Linked DNA regions of Mus musculus: region 2 is linked to region 1. A link is a contact called in ENCODE Hi-C or POLR2A ChIA-PET data. All regions are on one chromosome and are shown on one strand. Each heading gives the region's core, a stretch centred on a gene start or an enhancer-like site at or near the end of the contact. The rest is flanking DNA. Distances are from core to core; before and after follow the strand shown.

Region 1 (4,063 bases), core at 1,072-3,571:
ATCCACAGGCATGAGGCAAAAAGAGCTAACTGGGAATGATTCCTGGTTTTGAGAGCCCACCCACAGTGTCCCCAACACTCCAGCTAGGCCACACTTCATTAGTCCTTCCCAACTTGGGGTCAGGCATTTAAAGCAGTGAGCCATTTTCATTCAGACCTCCACAGTTGCCTTGTTGTTTATAAAGTTCTGTTGAAATCATACTTGATTTCCCCCCCCCCCCTGAAAACAAAGTATTTAGTTGTTAAGTTTCTGCCAAGTAAGGAACCTTTTCTGATAGTCTTTTCTGAGCGTTTTCCCTAAAAGTTACTTAAAATGTAACTTTCCTCCTTTAGAAGTGGACTTCTGTGAACTGTCATTATTTTTGTTATCTAAAGCTAAGTCCATGCACTTTGTTGTTTGTTCTTTTTGATGGAAATACTTCAGACTTGTCAAGTAGCTCTTAATTTTGCCAATGAAGAAGAAGCAAAAAAGTTCCGAAAAGCAGTTACAGACCTGTTGGGCCGACGACAAAGGAAATCTGGTAAATACCTCCTTGCTTTTCCTTTTTCATTCTATACATAACATGGCCCAGACTGCTCAGGACCAGCCTCGGCTTGAAGAGGGCTTCCTGAGAGAAAGAAGGGGTGTCTTGAGAGTGGTGCAAAGAAAGATTCAAAGTCAAGTCCTGGGCCCAAGCTGGCGGCCTAGGTTGTGCAGAGATGGCTTCTATTGCTTTCTGTTAGCTCATCTCATGCAGTCCAAAAGCCCAGTTTTTTACTTACGTATCAATTCAGTTATTTAGTCCAAGTTTCCTTTTGATTATCCTATGAATCAGTATCCCATGACCTCTCTAGCCCTTTGATTCTTAGGAGACAGCAAGCATACATATTTTTCTTAACATTGCAGAGGAATTCAGAGATAGACCCTGTCCTGAAATTACCATTTCCAACATGACTGAGCTTAACATTATCCCAGACTGACCTCAAACTTAGGAATCTGCCTGCATTTGTACCTTTGTACGTTTCTGACAAGCTGGCTCATAGCATACATAGCCTTTGTTTCTTTTGATTCATGAAGCCTCTCATAATTCATATTGTAATTTTATTTCTTGCATAGTTGAAAAATTACATATTTTCAAACTTATGTATTTAGAATTCTTTCCCATAGCCTTAAGAACTGTCCTGAAGGTCCCAGCCTGTACCATTTTGCTGAGACATAGCCGCACCCTCAACTCCTGGACTCATGCTGTTTCTAACCACCATGCAGTCATTAACGCTAACAGGGAGGACATTCCTCGGAGGAAAAGAGCCCTCCACTGCTAGTACTGGTTCCAGAAAATCTGTACGTGATTACACAAGCAAGCCTTAAGCCCACAGCAGCCATCAACACTCGTGGGGACTCACACCTGGGCCCTGTTCCAGGGGCAGAAGCTGTCTCACTCTGTCCCCACCAAGGCCACACTGGGTTCGGCATGTTACTGTATAGACTGTGGGAATCTGGCTTTTTTGCCCATATGCATAGAGTCAATGGCTAGTGTTTGTTGTGAAACAGTTAAAGTATTGCAGCAAAGTTCATATAGCCTGAGATATTTATTGTCTAGCTTTCTCTACAACAAGGTTCCATATTACCTACCTCAAGAGAAATATTTTTATTTTGCTAAACTTTTTTGCAAATAAAATTCTATGTTCACTGACTCTTTGAATTATTAATAGCATTTAAAAACCAAGTTTAAGTATTTTTTTGGTTTGTAAATGAATACTTTTTATTGCAATTCTAGTCTTTTTTATATTATTACAAGAAAAAATTAATAATTATTAATATTGCCAAATAACCAGTGTTCAAATCCAATGTATTTACAGTATGTTTTTTAAACCTTTTTATTGTTAAGAATTTCACATCATGTACCCCAATCCCACACATCTCCCTGTCTGTCCATATCTGCTCTCTACCCTTGCAGCCTTCCCCCAGATGAAAACAGACTAAAAATAAAATGAAACAAAACCAAACAGACTCTCAGCACGGAAGCTGCAGCATGTTGCACAGATACCCTTTGCCCCACAGCTTGACTTGCGAATGTTGATTGCAGTGAGTCATTGGTCTGCTTGGAGGCCTCGGGCTTCTGCTATGCTCTGAATACTAGATCCTCACTGGGACTCCTCCCGCTCTTCCTCTCTCAGTCTCTCATTTTCTCCCTCTCCCTCTCCCCCTCCCCCATCCCCTCCCCTGATGCCCACAGTGTGTGTGTGCTCAAGTAGGTCTGGTGTGTAGAGGCATGAAAGTGGTGTCATGTGATCTTGTGTTTCATCCTTGATTGCTGTTCTATATTGAGTCAGGGTCTCTGGTTGAAGCTAGAGGCAGCCAATTGTGGCTCATGCAGCTAGCCTGCTTATTCTGGGCTTCCCTGCCTGCCACCTGCAAAGCCCTCCATGAGTTCTGGAATCCTAACTCTGGGCCTCACACTTGCCAGGCAAGCACCATTGTCCACTGTGGCATCTCTCTGAGTCTTGAGAGTTGTTTCTAGTGACAATTTGTGATGGTTATCTAGTGGATTTTTGTGAGATCCATTAGAATAAGTGACATTTTTGAAGTGAAAAGGAATTGAAAACAGTTGTTTAAAGTAATTTATTTGAAACAGTTAAGTTTACGATAACTTTTATGTAGTGTAGGAATTCCCCCCTGCATATAGTGGCTGTCTATACTTTTAGGTAAAGTGTTTCAGTTGCACAGAGAACATGGCCTTAAGAATACAGCCGAGATGGTCACTGTTGGCTGGCTCTTCATACTCTGTCAAACCCTGTCTCCTCCTTTTTTATTCAATTTTTTTTTACCTTAGCCACATGACTAGCTAGTAACAGATTGACCTGATATCTTCCCGTCACTATAGACCATCTGTAACCTTTTCTCTCTCCAAGGCTGTCTCTTTAGTGTTACTGGGTCCATGTTTTTGTAGTTCTGAAATTCAGTTATAGATTTAATTTTCCTGAGTTCTATGTCGTTTTCAGTAGGGATGTGAACACTGCGCTCCTCATTGTAGGGTGAGTGCTCCTATGCTGCTAAGACATCCCACATTCTACATATTAATTAACACTGTCTGTTAACATTGCTAGCAGGTGTCTCACAGGAGCCTCAGATTCTTTTTCAGCCAAACTTTGCTGATTTTTTTCACTTAAATGACTTCCAACCGAGGATATATGTCTTCAGAAATTGCTCTAAAAACTTTTATTTATCTCAGTGGATTTTATATTTAAGGGATAACTTTGCATGCAGAGATTAATGTCACTATGAAAACTATAGATTGATAGTGTAGAAATTGCTTCCTTTAAATGATCATAGTGTTGCTACATCTGATTACAAGATGGAATGTTACATCTATGTATTCCATTGGTAGGATTTTTAATTTAACCACCAATTTTAAGCGTTACAATGTGGTTTGTTATTTATAAGCTGATAGTTTTAATGCACTAGTCACTAATATTTCTCTTATAATTTCAGAAAAGTCTATATTAGAAAAATATGTGAAAATTATATTTGTTTAAAATTCTTTAAACCAGCCAATCATGGCTGTGCATGCCTATAATCTAAGCACTTGGGAGGCAGATGTAGGAGAGTTCTATGACTTTGTTGGTCAGCCTGACCAACGTAGACATTTCTCGGTCAGACAGTGCTAACTAACCCTGAAAACCGGCCTCCAACAAACAAAAAATTGTTGAAGTTTGCTTTGGGAGAAGTGTCATTGTCTCTTGCATTATTCAGTGATTTCATTTTAGACCTGTGTGTGTGTGTGCGTGTGTGTGTGTGTGTGTGTGTGTGTGTGTGTGTGTGTACCCCTCAAATGCCCCTTAATTTTACCTGTCTCTCCCCATATTCCCTCCCACTACCCTTCCCATCCCCACTGGATCCTCCCAGAAAACCCTACCCATCCATTCATAAATATTTATTCTATTTTCCTTTTCTAATAAGATCTCTCTGTTCACGTGTTAGTCCCTTACTCAGGAGCTACCCTCTGGTTCTTTGTATAAACCGTGGCTTGGTTGTCATTAACAGCTACTCTCACAGAGCATTAGTTTCTTAGGCTGCTGTCTAT
Region 2 (4,063 bases), core at 1,132-3,631, 33 kb before region 1:
AGAGCTGGTATTTTTAGTTTAAAAAATGTTCATTCTAATTTTGTGTACATTTTAAAATGAAAATAAAATTACATCACTTTCCCCCTGCCCTCCCTCCAGCCCCACCCAGGCATCCTTCCTCCAACCCCTCCTATGCCACCTCCCTACACACATTCTTAAAATAGTTTTAATTGCTTTTTTGGGCTTTGTTGTTTGTGGTGTGTGTGTGTGTGTGTGTGTGTGCGCGCGCGTGCGCGCGCGTGCTCTTGCATGCACTCTCGTGCACTCACATGAGAGAGAGAGAGAGAGAGAGAGAGAGAGAGAGAGAGAGAGAGAAATGAGAGAGAAATGAGAGAGAATAGAATCCAGGACCTTGTGCACATTAAGCAGTCATTCTCTGGTCTAGGTCCTATCTAGCTTCTTGGATTTTACTAATTAACAGGCCTGTCTACAATTATAATATTAGCAGTTTGGTTACTTTAGCAAAATGGACTAAAACAATCTGGCAAAATCTGTAGCCTGATCACTAAGAAAAAGAATATGTTCTAAACTCATGGACATAGATTTGAGAATTGTGTAAGGCTGTGAATTAAAGGTTTTTGAAAAATCAGGCTTATATAAAATAGATGTAAAAATACATGCTTCAATACTTGATCCTCTAAGACAAAGATATACATAGCAGACCACTAGCAAAGATGGTGAAAAGGGAGACAGGCCGTGGGTACTCACTGTGTATCAGGTACACTAGCACATGGTTTTCTCTCTACATTTTTAAAGTAGGTCTAACTGTCCCAAGTTCCACTATACTACCTCCATGAAACAGTGATTTTATTTTACAGATGAGGAACCTGAGACAGAGAAGCAATTCCCGGATGTATTTAAACAACCGTCTAACTGGAACTTCAACCTTGAACCAACCGCAGCCTATGTTTTTGGATAAGGAAGTGTTCGAGTTTGAAAATGTCAGGGCTGAAACATTTCTCAAGAACTTGTGATGATCTTGGCTGTCACCATGCTTTCAGTTGATAAGAGGTGCATTTTTAACAAATCATAAACTGACTCATCTTCCAGGTTTCTTAGCCCCACGGTTCAAACATTTCTTGTACTTCAAATGGTGCCTTTCACAAACCTACTATTTTAAAAAGTTTTGCCACTTTTAAAGATTATCTTTTCCGTTAACATTAACATAATTTGAGATATCCATATACTATGTGAGAACTCCTAAGAGTATATTCGCACATCCTCTGTTGTAGGCTTGCTCTTCATCACCCAATTTCATTATGTGCATTATAGGCAGCTTTACAGCTTTGTTTTCAGTTCGTCGGTAATAGTTTATCAATGTATTGAGAGCTATCAGAAATTTACCAGAGTTTGTCATAAAAGTTGAATATGCAACTGTTTAATTAGAACTAGGTAATTAGCAAACATCGTTAGTACAACTTATGTGATACGTTGTATGATTAATGTTAATAGTAGGATGTACATTTTATAGAATTCGCTGTAATCTGGTTTATCATCTCTATATTCCAATTTTTTTAAATTAAAGCTTTTTAGTTTTCAACCAATGATTTTATACTAACCTTTAATATTATGAAACACAGTAATGAATTCTCATTATTTACTTCTGCTGGGAATATTGCTCAGCTGGCTGAGTATGCACCAGGCCCTAGGTCCCTGCACCTAGAATACAGAGCCATGAAATTAACTCGTAAGGAAAAAAGAGGTAAGGTGTATTCCTACACGACATTCCCAAACGCGTGCATTCATCCTGAATTAAAGAGACAAGGTGCTTCCAACTTGAGATAGAGAAAGATTGAGAGGGGTAGTTTCCAATTCACAAGGCAAGGAAAAAACTACACACACCTATCCCACGAGATCCGCCAGGCGGGTGGTGGACGCCTTTTGCGATTCTGTTTTTGACATCTCTGAAGATGTCTATCCTGATCTTAGCAATGTCCCTCCACGCCCCGTTGGCGGCCGGGACTAAGATCCAGAAACCCGAGGCACCTGCGGCTCTGACCGAAACTACGCCGGCCGACCTTTCTCTCCAGCTAAACTAGATCTCCCTGACAGGCGGCCTGAGAGTCTCGCTTCGATGCCTAACAAACACTGGCTACGCGGACCCGACGCTCCGCAAAGGTGGGCGCTGCTGCAAGGGGGCGTCCGGCTCGGCAGTCAGTGTAGGAGACCCGCCAGCCCTGCCTCGCTCTGAGTCTGCGCACGCGCGCGGTGGTCATTGGTGGGGGCGACTAGCCTGCAACAAGACCTCAACCGGGATGAGCCTTGCCGCTTCCGGAAGGGGCGGGGCCTGGGTAGGACACGCCCCGGCACGCAGCAACCGAGGGGGTGTCCCGCCTTGCCGAGTTTCCGGCGCTCTCCCCCGCGTCCCGCGTCCCGTGGTCTCGCCCGCCCCCGCTGCCATGTTGGATTGTGCGGCTGCCGCCGCCGCCGCTGCCGCCGCCGCCGCCAGAGGACTGGAGGAGTAGGGAGTTTAGCGCAGCCGCCGGAGTGCTAGGACAACGACCATCCAGCCGGAGCTGAGCAGGGCGGGAGCCCGGAGCTTCCCTGTCGGCGCGCGGCCCGAGGGCGCCCGCCGTCATCTCCTTCCCTCGGCCTCCGCGCGCCGGAGGAGCGACGACGGGATGCTGCGGCTGTGACCGCCGGCTCGCGCCCCTGTCACCCAGAGTGGGACCCGAGTGCTCGCCCGCCGCCAGAAGTGACGACCCTGGACGCTCCACCCCACCGGCGACACCATGAGCTCGGGCCAGCAGCCCCCGCGGAGGGTCACCAACGTGGGCTCCCTGCTGCTCACCCCGCAAGAGAACGAGTCTCTCTTCTCCTTCCTCGGCAAGAAATGTGTGGTCAGTAGCCGAGACCCCCCTGTCGCCACCCCCCAACGTCTACTGGCGGGTTCGGGCTGGGGGGGAACGGGACTCAAGGGTAGGAGGGAGAAGGGGGGCAGGCTCGGCACGGCTGGGGTGCTGCTGCGGGCCAGGCCTCCAGCCTCCCGGGCCCTGGGGCTCCCCTCACCCAGCTCTCCGGGTGCAGGCCTGCCCGGCCCGGAGCCACCTCCCCCAGCTGCTGGAGAACAAGGGAGTGTCACCTCCATAGGCCTGCCCAGTAGCCCAGGTCCGCCGGGCCGGGCCGGGTCCGTGCCCTTGCTGCAGGTTCAAACTTTACTCTAGACCACAAGGGGATTTTGTTCGTGCATCAGCAGCTTAAGATCTCAGGACAGGATCCCAGCATTGGCCCTTGCTTCACTTCCCACTTCTGGATCTGGGTTATCTTCTTTAACAATGCTAGAGGTTTTAGGAATGAATAGATGGGGAAAGAAGCGAATTGGATTTTCGGTCCGCCTTAAGGATTCCGGGAGAGAATAAAGTGCAGTGCAGGTTCATGGACACTTAGGATCAGAGCAAGGGCAGGAAATGCGCCTGCTCCCAATTGCAAAAAACAAAAACAAAAAAACAAAAACGGGGTTTATTTCTCCAGCAGAAACTAGGCCTAGTTTCTGCTCTCCGCCCCACTGTGGGTTTTTCTTTTCCTCCCTGGCGTTGTGGGGTGGGGTGTAGGGTGCTGTTCGCTCCCAAGCCATGCGTAGGGAAGCGACAGTTTCTAATAGCTCACGGCCTTTGGGATCAAAAGTGGTTCTGAGTTTGGTGCTGTGAGGAGGCCCATTCCAACCCCAGATGGCGGATTGGGAGCAAGCAGTTCTGTGGGAAGGGGAATGGGTGTTATTGACGGAAGCATTCATTACGTTGGCTGCAGGCCTTTCTGGGGTGGGGAGGTTCTCTGGGTGAAGGCCTTATCTTGATCTTCCTGAGGTGACTGAGTTGAAAGGGGGATTGTTGGAATGCTAGCCGGCTCCCTTTCTGCCGTGTTTGCTAGCTCTCACAGAGCCTGTGCCTCTGGAACCCAGGAAACACCCAGAGAAGTTTCAGCCGAGCTGAACCATTTCATATCCTCCCTTGGCAATGTTGGAGATGTCAGAATCAGACTACACCTGCTGAAGAAGTTAAGAGGAGACAGTTTCTGGAAAGTTACCAGATTAATTGTTAACTTCATGATCTGACTGTTCATATCG

The links. A loop is a pair of places that touch in the nucleus more often than their neighbours do. ChIA-PET counts read pairs that join two places held with the same protein, here RNA polymerase II (POLR2A).
Region 2: a map of heart shows a loop between it and region 1 (3-fold over the local background). The contact joins the promoter of Wasl here to the enhancer-like site in region 1. A Hi-C loop is called at or near these places in 8 of 37 maps with a recorded cell type or tissue (adrenal gland, gastrocnemius, heart and 1 more). POLR2A ChIA-PET finds 5 or more read pairs at or near these places in 2 of 5 experiments (Patski and embryonic stem cell).

What each region holds. Positions count from the first base shown.
Region 1 is chr6:24,630,294-24,634,356 of GRCm38, reverse strand. Wasl (WASP like actin nucleation promoting factor) reads left to right here. Exons shown (of 11, transcript NM_028459.2): 4 at 424-520. Among named protein-coding and RNA genes, the nearest start is that of Wasl, 33 kb to the left of the region's middle. Within about 2 kb of position 2,321, at least 1 of the 3 ENCODE cell types and tissues checked has a DNase peak (open chromatin) inside an H3K27ac peak, as active enhancers do; it is heart, where a contact is called at or near this core.
Region 2 is chr6:24,663,313-24,667,375 of GRCm38, reverse strand. Wasl (WASP like actin nucleation promoting factor) reads left to right here and starts at 2,381. Exons shown (of 11, transcript NM_028459.2): 1 at 2,381-2,840. The coding sequence starts at 2,733.